2 separate regions of the Homo sapiens genome follow, and region 1 is linked to region 2. The links are chromatin loops, found by intact Hi-C in ENCODE. Cell type or tissue: PC-9. All regions are shown on one strand. Each heading gives the region's core, and the rest is flanking DNA. Links, peaks and the distances in the headings are about the cores only. Region 1 overlaps TMCC1-DT (TMCC1 divergent transcript). Region 2 overlaps TMCC1 (transmembrane and coiled-coil domain family 1).

The links. Peaks named below come from ENCODE experiments on the same cell type or tissue, not always from the same donor. Only the 100,000 strongest peaks of a DNase experiment are listed, where the experiment ranks them.
Region 1: a loop joins it to region 2, with 10 times the contacts of the local background. A loop is called at or near these places in 3 of 110 quality-filtered maps.

Annotation. Positions count from the first base shown.
Region 1 is chr3:129,905,648-129,911,031 of GRCh38, forward strand. It overlaps TMCC1-DT (TMCC1 divergent transcript), which reads left to right. Exons shown (of 3, transcript NR_037893.1): 3 at 1-3,265. Among named protein-coding and RNA genes, the nearest start is that of TMCC1-DT, 14 kb to the left of the region's middle. RefSeq lists silencers at 936-1,136, 1,246-1,446. In PC-9, for the core only: no CTCF peak of the experiment used is centred there; a DNase peak (open chromatin) is centred at 2,934; H3K4me3 peaks cover 516 bases; H3K27ac peaks cover 1,578 bases.
Region 2 is chr3:129,660,438-129,665,821 of GRCh38, forward strand. All of the region lies in intron 5 of TMCC1 (transmembrane and coiled-coil domain family 1), which reads right to left. Among named protein-coding and RNA genes, the nearest start is that of PLXND1, 56 kb to the left of the region's middle. In PC-9, for the core only: no CTCF peak of the experiment used is centred there; DNase peaks (open chromatin) are centred at 2,854, 4,124 and 4,794; H3K4me3 peaks cover 1,974 bases; H3K27ac peaks cover 4,836 bases.

The DNA.
Region 1 (5,384 bases), core at 213-5,212, 250 kb after region 2:
GGATATCATCGAGGCACCTGAAACCTTATCATGAGCCTGATGCTGAGGAATAGATTCTGGGAGGATCCCGAGGATCCCCTGGTTGCAGCCATGTTGAGACTGACGCTGAGGGGGACCCCAACTGTCACGAGCAACACCCATCGAACGCAGCCACCTACCTGGGGACAGATCAAGAAGCTGTCACAGATGGCAGAAGAAAACCTAAGGAAAGTGGGACAACCAGTCACAATGAGTAATTTAATGATAGCTATGATAGTGGTGATCACCATTGCCATGAGTATTCCTTCAACAAGGGCTGGCACAGAGGACAATTATACTTATTGGGCGTATTTATCAATCTTGGCTGGCAATAATGCCTGGATGTAATCACTCTATGACACAGTTACACATGCTTTCTGGTCTCCGTATTTACCATAATAAATCTGCTCCTGTAATTGAGGTATACTGCCCTCAAAAACCTATTTGTAAACAGAATTGGACCTGGCTAGAAATAATGAATGTATTTGTTTGGGAAGATTGCATTGCAAAACAGGCAGAGGTGCTGTGCAACAATTCCCGTGGAATCATTATTGATTGGTCCCCTAAGGGGATGTTTAGCTTGAATTGCACCTGTCAGTCTGTGTGCCACAGCCACACTATGTTCAGCTGGTCTGAACAAAATGGTCAAATGGTAGAAATGGTAAGAAGTATGGCAAGAGTTCCTATTATTTGAAAACATGGTGGTATAGTGGCACCTCAACCTCAAATGATATGGCCCGCTCTAGGAGCTTAACATAAGGATTTGTGGAAACTATTAATGGCTCTTAATAAGATCAAAATTTGGGAGAGAGTAAAAAAGCATCTAGAAGGACACTCTACAAACTTGTCTTTGGATATTGCAAAATTAAAAGAACAAATATTTAAAGCATCCCAGGCACACCTGACCTTAATGCCAGAAATAGGAGTGCTTGAAGGAGTGTAGACAGATTAGCAGGTAGTAACCCATTAAAATAGATAAAAACACTTGGAAGCTCTGTGATTTCAATGATGATGGTGCTTTTAATCTGTGTTGTTTGTCTTTGTATAGTCTGCAGCTCCCGACTCCTGCAAGAAGTAGCTCACCATGATAAAGCCACCTTTGCATTTATCATCTTGCAAAAACAAAAAGGGGGAACATGTTGGGAACAGGCCCCCAAATCTGGCCATAAACTGGCCCCAAAACTGACCATAAACAAAATCTCTGCAGCACTGTGACATGTTCGTGATGGCTATGACACCCACCCTGAAGGTTGTGGGTTTACTGTAATGAGGGCAAGGAACACCTGGCCCACCCAGGGCAGAAAACTGCTTAAGGCGTTCCTAAGCCACAGACAATAGCATGAGTGATCTATGCATTAAGGACATGTTCCTGCTGCAGATAACTAGCCCAACCCATCCTTTTGTTTTGGCCCATCCCTTTGTTTCCTGTAAGGAATGCTTTTAGTTAATCTGTAATCTATAGAAACAATGGTTATCACTGGCTTGCTGTCAGTAAATATGTGGGTTAAACTCTGTTTGGGGCTCTCAGATCTGAAGGCTGTCAGCCCCCTGGATTTCCCACTCCACACTCTATAGTTCTGTGTGTGTGTGTGTGTGTGTGTGTGTGTGTGTGTTTCTTTAATTCCTCTAGTGCTGCTGGGTTAGGGTCTCCACGACTGAGCTAGTCTCAGCAGTATAAAAATCAGAATATTAATTTGGCAACATTTGGTAATATCAATGCAGAATATTTATCAGAAATCAAATGTTATCACCAAAAATCTACTCTACTTTGTTATCCAGGAGATGCAATACAAAACCCATTAATTAAAACATTAACAGATACTATTAAAATACTTTGGGATAAGGTCAGAAATGCTAAATGTTACTTATTATTTTAGACACATTACCTGATGCGAGGCATATAGTGCAGATGATTATGGTTAGAGTTGTGATTTTCTAAACTCAAATACTTCTATATGTGAACATTTTTGGGAGATTTTTGTCACAACTGGAGAAAGATTATTTTTAAATTTTAGTAAACTACTTACAAAAACTGAACCAGACAAAAATAATTCAAGAAGCTAGAAATATGACAACATGGTGCAATAGGAAATCCTTGAATAAAAAATATATATATGTATATATACACCATAAAATATAGAATGGTATATTCTGTATCATTCTATATTCCTTTTCTAAAGCATCATTATTATTATTTGAGATGAGGGGGAGATCTAACCATGTTGCCTGGGCTGGTCTTGAACCCCTGTCCTCAAGCAATCTTCCTTCCTCAGCCTCCTGAGTAGTTGGGATTACAGACACATACCACTATGCCCACCTTAAAGCTTGCTTGCTTGCTTGCTTGCTTTTTTTTTTTTTTTTTTTTGAGACAGGATCTTGCTCTGTTGCTCAGGTTGGAGTGAAGTGGCACGATCTCAGCTCACTGCAACACTCCAGCCTGAGCAACAGAGCAGACTCCATCTTGGGGAAAGAAAGAAAAAAAAAAAGAACTATACATCTACCAAAAGCTTCAGTTAAATGTTTGGGTATATTGAAAACACACTGGATATAAATTTGAAACCACTGTTAAACGTGTGACAGGAAAATCGAGTTGAGACTGCCATGCCCGTGTCAACTGACCATGGGTTCTTGGGCTCTCAATGCAATAGAACATTGACATGAGGCCAAAAGAGTTTTCTCAAAGCTTCACTGGAGCTTTTGTCCAGCCATAAGGGAGGCAGAACGAGAGAGAAAGAGAGATAGAGAGAGACAGAGAGAGAGAGAGAGAGAGTATTCCCTGACAGACTCCACCTATAAAAGAACAGGTAGGACTTTTTTATTAGGCAAAGTACAGAACTGACATCAGAAGTAGAGTGTACACAGGCTGGGCAAGGCAAACAATGTGAGGGGTAGGGTAGCAGGTCAGCATATCCAGTTGTGATGGTTATCTTGAGTAATGGGCCACCTGGTAGTCTGGCCTGTGACAACAAGACTATAAATCAATTGTCCAGCAGCATTCCTTTCTGAGGTGGGACACTCTGCAACCTTGGTTAGCTCCTAAAGCCAGTTCCTGGAATTCTTTAAGTAAAAAGACTATTAGCAGCGAGGTAATGGTGTGGGTTTTGTGATGTGTGGGAATGCTCTAATGGGGGTGAACCAAAGCCAGGCTCTGTCTCTACTGTGTCTCACCAGTAAAAACACAATTACAAACAGCATGCAATGCTCTTTTTTGTGATGATGGTTAATAAAGAATACACATTCTAAAATACCAGCAAAAGTTCTACTTTCAAACATATGTCTAAATTTATTAGCTAAGTACTGACCTGGTATGATGCTTTAAGTAAAACTGATGGTTTAAACAAAATGACAGAGAAAAATCAAAATGCAATGTCAAAAAATTTTAATGTACATAATGCTCTCAAAAACCTCAGAGGGATTAAGAAATTCATTTTTTACCTTTCTTAAAAAATATATATTTTTGGGGACAAGATCTCAAGCTCTTGGCCTCAAGCAATCCTCCTGCCTTGTCCTCCTAAAAGTGCTGGGACTACAGGCATGAGCCATTGCGCCTGGCCTAAGAAATTCTTCAAAGGAAAGCTAAGTGATAATGCTTACAAAAAGATAGATTACTGAGTTTAAAATAAATTGCAGAGTCTCTTGACATTCCTTTCAATTTCTCCTGCATAGAGAATATTAGAAAAAGGGGATTTCAATTGCAAATCCCTCAGCCCATCTATGTTCCAAAACTAAATTTTAAAATCAATTTCTTTTTTATTCTACATTGGAAACTGCAATGTCATTGTTTTTTCTTTTTCTTTTTTTTTTTTGGATGGAGTCTCTCTCTGTCACCCAGGCTGGAGTACAGTGGTGTGATCTCGGCTCACTGCAACCTCCACCTCCCAGATTCAAGCAATTCTCCTGCCTCAGCCTCCCGAGTCGCTGGGACTGCAGGGGCCCACCACCACGCCCAGCTAATTTTTGTGCTTTTAGTAGAGATGGGGTTTCACCATGTTAGCCAGGATGGTCTCAAACTCCCGACCTCAGGTGATCCGCCTGCCTTGGCCTCACAAAGTGCTGGGATTACAGGCGTGAGCCACCGCGCCTGGCCAGAAAGTGCAATATCACCCTAAAAATAAAAGTTTACAATACTGAAAGAAAATAATGCCCTTTTCAGTCTTCTAATCAAGATCCTTACTATTTAAAATGTGCTCCTGGAACAGCAGCATCAGCATCACCTGGGAGCTCTTTAGGTGTGCAGAATCTCAGCCCCACTCCAGATCAGCTCAGTCAGAGTCTTCATTTTGACATGACCCCCAGGCAATTCATTTGCATATCACAGTTTGAAAATCACTGGACTAGATGACATATGTAACTTGAAGAATTACAGGAAATATGAACTTCAACAGCTATTAAAAATTTATAACTGAAATTGACTAATTTCAGTTAATGATGATATTGATGGGAAATGAACAGAGAGAAACTAAAAACGTTGTTTGTTAAGATCTGGAGTAACTTCTGCTGAAGTATTGCAATGTCTTTGCAGCAATAATTGTATATTTATTTATTTATTTATTTATTTATTTATTTTTTTGAGACAGAGTCTCTCTCTGTCACCCAGGCTGGAGTGCAGTGGCGCCATCTCGGCTCACTGCAACCTGCACCTCCTGGGTTCACACCATTCTCCTGCCTCAGCCTCCTGAGTAGCTGGGACTACAGGCGCCCGCCACCACGCCCGGCTAAATTTTTTTTTTTTTTGTATTTTTAGTAGAGACGGAGTTTCACCACGTTAGACAGGATGGTCTCAATCTCCTGACCTCGTGATCCGCCCATCTCGGCCTCCCAAAGTGCTGGGATTACATGCGTGAGCCACCGCGCCCACCCTATTTATTTATTTTCATAGAGACAGAGTCTTACTATGTTGCCCAGGCTGGTCTCAAACTCCTGGACTCAAGCAATCCTCCTGCCTCAACCTTCCAAAATGCTGGGATTATAGGTGTGAGCCACTGCAGCAGGCCTGCAGCAATAATTTATCACATTTCCAAATACTTTGTGTCTCTCAGTGTGTATTTCACTTTGCTAATATGGGTAACCAGGAAAGAATGTAGCTTCACCAAATAAAAGTTAGTAGAAACGAATTAAGGTCTAGAGTGACCAAAAAAGACTGTTACATCTAGTAATCATCATATGTGGGAGCAAGGAAGCATTGAAACTGCCATAAAGAATTTTATTTCCATGAAAGTAAGACAAACAACTGTTGTATAGAAAACTATCATATACTAGTGACTTTGAATTTCTCGGCTGGGCCCAGTGGCTCATGCCTGTAATCCCAGCACTTTGGGAGGCCGGGATGGGCATATCACTTGAGGTCAGGAGTTCAAGACCAGCCT
Region 2 (5,384 bases), core at 102-5,101:
CCACTGTCCATGGCCTTAAGTCTTCATTTCTTTATGTCCACTTTCCCAATTTTATATATTTTGACATTTTCACTGTTTTCAGTATATTTATGATGTTTTTCCTATGACATCACAGAAATGGGTTTACTGGGCACACACTCCATCCTCCTCAATCCTAGATACAAGCCTCTTTTACTTCTTATTTCATACATCTAGGTTCCTGCCATTTCCCTGGCTCAAGTTTGCCAGATAATTCAAATAGTTCCATGCACTGGCCATTTCCAAACTTTCCTTTGTACTGGTGAAACTATCTACCTATGTATGTGTGTGAGGAAAGGTGTCTCAAGTAATTTTTATTTTTTTATTTTAGAGACAGAGTCTCACTATGTTGTCCATGCTGGAGTACAGTGGTTATTCAGAGGCATAATCATGGTGCACTGCAGCCTCAAACTCCTGGGCTCAAGTGATCCTCCCATCTCAGCCTCCTGAGTAGCTGGGACTACAGACCTGTGCCATTGTGCCCAGCTCAAGTAAATTTTATCTAATTTTTTCAAATCTCCAAAAAGAGTTATATAGAAACTGCTAATCCTCACCATGCTCTTACAGAAAATAAAGTCCTTTAGAGGTTGAACAATTTATTCACAGTTACATGGGAAATTAACAGCAAGTTCTTCTCAAGCTGAGTCTTCCCAAATAAGAAAATGTAACTATTGTTCACAGAGATAATGCTTTGTTAGCAAGCAGCTAAATAGCAAAGCAGCATTTGGGTAAGTAGAATGATCTCAGCAGATGAAACAGACAAACATGGAGACCAATCTGGGCAAAATAGCAAAACCCTGTCTTTACAAAAAATACAAAAATTAGCTGGGCATAGTGGCATGCACCTGCAGTCCCAGCTACTCAGGAGGCTGAGGTGGGAGGATCACTTGAGCCCGAGAGGTCAAGGCTGCAGTGAGCCGAGACTGTGTCACTACCCTCCAGTCTGGGTGACAGAGCAAGAACCTGTCTCAAACAAACAGAAAAACCCACAAACAAAAACAGGAGTCCCAGAAGGATGCAGTGACTCCCTAGTTAGTAGTGAGGTTTAATAAGGATCTGAACCAATTGGCTTGTGCCTGTTATTAGATTATTGTCTTTTTAAAAACTTTTTGACTGGGCAAATTGCTTGACCCCAGGAGTTTCAGACCAGCTTGGGCAACATGGTGAAACCCTGTCTCTACTAAAAATACAAAAAAAATCAGGTTGGTGTGGTGGCATGTGCCTGTAATCCCAGCTACTTGGGAGGCTGAGGTGAGAGGACTGCTTCAGCATGGAAGGCAGAGGTGCAGTGAGCTGAGACTGTGCCACTGCACTCCAGCCTGGGTGACAGAGTAAGACCTTGTCTCAAAGAGAAGACAAAAAAATTCTGTATTGTTAATGAAATGCAAATAACGAAAGGAAAAAAAAACCTGTATTCTAGTTCCCACTGACTTCCCACTATCCCCATTACTAATATTATAATCTTCTTAGCACACTTTATTTTCTAGTGTTTACTTCCTGTCTAAATTCTAAAATGGAGAAACCAGGTACAAATACCTCTATCTTCTCATTAAATATTAACACCAAGCCAAACAGTAGGGGAGAAAAAGGGAAGATACATGTTTTATAGACTTTCATATGTGAAAGTCTTGGGTTTTTTTTAAACCTAGAACTCTGCTTTAAGGAATTTTAACCCCTTTACAGGATGCTAAATAGAACTCTCCAGACACAAATCGGGGCAGAGGAGATGGTGGGTGGGTGGGAGGTTCTTAATCATACAAGAACAGTCATGCCTCACTTAATGATGGGGACACATCTTGAGAAATGAGTTGTTACGTTATTTTATCACTATGTGAACACCATACAGTGTACTTACACAAATCTAGATAGTACAGCCTATGATACACTTAGGCTGTATGGTACAGTCAATTGTTCCTAGGCTACAAAGCTGTACAGCAAGTTACTGTACCATAGGCAACTGCAGACAGCTGTAATACAATAGTGTTTGTGTATCTAGACATATCTAAACATAGAAAAGGCACACTAAAAATATGGCATTACAGGCTTGGTAGTGCATGCCTGTAATCCCAGCTGCTTGGAAGCTGAGGCACGACAATTGCTTGAAACCGTGAGGCAGAGGTTTCAGTGAGCCGAGACTGTACCACTGCACTCCAGCCTGGGCAAGAGTGAGACTCCATCTCAAAAAAACAAAACAAAACAAAAACAGCATTATAAACTTATGAAACAACTGTCTTATATGTTGTTGATCAAAATGTCATTATTCAGCACATGACTATGTGTGATTTTGGCTGGCAAATGATGTTCACGCACCTCCGCTTGGATTACAAGTAGCATGAGATTAATAATCTTATTTTAAGGATTTTTACTCAAGGTCCTTCCTAAATTGTTACAACCCAAAGAGAACCTGGACACTTAAATATGGCATGAGCTTAACTATCAGCAAACAGAAAGCCTTTGCACTGTAAGATTATTTTTTCTAAAAGCAAGTATCATATTTTGGTAGATGAAATTCATCCCCCACTGGAAGCAAAACCTGTTCTATCTACAAAGTATTAAACACATCAAGATTTTGTCGTAGGTAAATAATTCATAAATAAATACTAAACTTGAAAGTGTTTTGGTCACTAGGTCAACACAGTAGTCAACTTCCTAGATCAGAGATGAGCCAGGGGCCTTTTGTGTCAAATTACTGATGAATGGGAGCCTGGGTGAGTACACAGCCTGGGAATGCTTTGACCTGAAGCATTCCTCTTTGGGTGTGGCTCAAAAGTTTGGAGCCATCTCTGAGAACCAATGGTGCTTCCCTAGTTCGGCAATAGGTCACTAGCACAGGATAGCTGAAGAAACTTGTGGAGCAGGTATTGAGAGAAACAGGAAGAACTAGGTCCCAGGAAAAACACCCACAGGCAACTATGGGAGAAGAATGGACTATTTCCCAAATGCATACCAGAGACCCAAAATAGCTTCTGCCAGTGTTTGACCAGAGTAGAGAGACACAGTTGGGGTAGGGAGTATGACTTGCGGTGGGAGTTTGAATAGGTTCCTAGCTGAATTGGGGAGAGTGGATTTTTTTCTCCTTACCTTTTGTTACCTTTTTTGTGTTGAAGCCTGAAAAGAAGCTAAAAAACACTGAACTAGCCTTCAGCTGAAAAGGGAAAAAGATATCAGTCCCCCACAATATTTCAAGGGTAGGCAATGAATTATCTTAATGACAAGAAAACAGTAAATATCTAAATAATACAGGAAATAAATAAAAACTAGAGGGGCTTTCTGGGCAACTTGCAGACTTGGTAATGACAGCTTTCTAACATTCTGGCACAACCCAGATCTTTGTATTCCCCTAGAAAAAATGGAGGAGGAGGGAGCATTTGTTGAGCTCCTACTCTAAACCAAACATCACACTAGGTACTTCCATATATGTTATCTCCTTTAATAACTTCAACAACCATGTACAATAAATATCATTACATTTTTACAGAGGGAGAAACTGAGGCTCAGATGAGTTATGTAATCTACTCAGAGCTGGCAAGCAAATTCAAGTTTGTCCACTCCAAGGAATAAGGGTTAATTAATTAATCCCCTCCATTCCTCTTTAGCGGCTAAACGCTAAACTGGGATGAGCTCACCCATAAATCTCTTTTATGGAAGATTGTATACGTCATATTTCCTAATTGGGATTTTGCTTCTCTCATAAATGAAGGGCTAATTTGATTCAGTACCCTCAGTTTCTATTTCAAACTTATTGTCCAAATCTAGCCTACATATCGTCTGGAGATTCTCAGATCACTTTTCAGTTGACAGGTCTCACACATAGAATAAAGGGGCTAAAACAGGTACCTCTGAGCATACATCTGAGCATACATCATTGGGTTATGTCCAATGATGGTCAAATCAACTAAAATTATATTTAAACAACCATTTGTTTAGTTAGAACTCTAACAGCCTGTGCCTAATTGGGTCAGCCTAGTTACTAACTGTTCTACTGCATGTGACAACTGCTCAGGGTGACTGTCTCCTGTATTTTTGCTCTTATGACTCAGTGCAATTTAAAATATCCCCGGGTTTAATACAAACTTTCTCAGAAGCCGATTTCCAATGGACAGTAATCCCCTTCAAATACAAGCTTTCAAAATGGCATTAATGCTCATCAACACCTGGGGGGTTTTTAGCCTGCCCTACATGACACTGCTTTATACAGGCTACAGTAGCTCAGTAGGATTCCAGGCCAGATCCCCTAAGAAAAAAACTACCAAAGAAACCAGCAAAATTCTCAATTAATGTTTTCCTAGCTCTCTCTTATTTTCAGTACATTTTGCCACAGCTGAACTTTTCCTTTTGGTAGCCTATTAATATATTTACACTCACTACAGGAACAAAACTAATCCTCAGTTTCTAGCAGCAAATTAAATATATGTAAAACCATTTTACTGTGTGACCTGGCAAAAGTCACTTTATCTTTCTGAGCTTCAGTGTTCTCAACTGTAAATAAGATTAATCTAGATATCTAAGGGTCCCTTCTACTTCTGAAGTACTGTGAACCCAGCTGCCACTAACAAAACATGGGATGAAGAAACTAACTGGACAAGAATCTGAAGTTGGCACAGGTCTCATCACTTAAAAAAATTTCTAAACCTTGTCTCCTGCCTTCCCCAAATACATGATCTCACTCATAGCTGAATGCACAATGGTAAAACTCAATACCTAGTCACTAGTCAAAGGCTGAGGTGGAGTTCAGATCCAAGCTCTGCTACAATGGCTTCCTGGGCTAAGTGCATGTGGGCAATGAAAAAATAATGTGTCAGTCATGGTACAATTATGTGGGTGAAGAGAGAGAGACTGTGCTCTATAGGCTTTGGAATGCTTCTGATTATTCCAGAGTTAGGCAGATGGTCTTGGGCAACTATCTTCACTTGGAGCTACTCACTTGGGTAGACAGCAATGGAAACACATTAAGCGAAGGACATTATTGAGAAGGGATTCTGAGAAGGGGAAATAATGACCGAAGTAGGGATTTCCTTAAGAAGGTTTCACCTATTTATTTACACTGCTGTACTGGCCTAGGAAACTTTCCAGAGCTTGCATATTCATAGCATTTTTATAAAATATGTTAAAAACAGTGACTCAACTTTTAGTAAACATTTACTTCAACTTGGGATAGGCCTAATACCCACTGCCAATGCATCTAATGCTTCAGAGAGCTAGGCTTTCAACCATATAGATTTCGGGATTGAGCTTTGAAAAAAATCATCCTGGTATGAAAATAACACTGAATTTGAAGTCAGACAAAACTGGGTTTTGAATCCTGGCTTTACCACTTACTGAGTGACCTCTGGCAACTTTTAAAACCCCACTGAGCTTCAATTTCC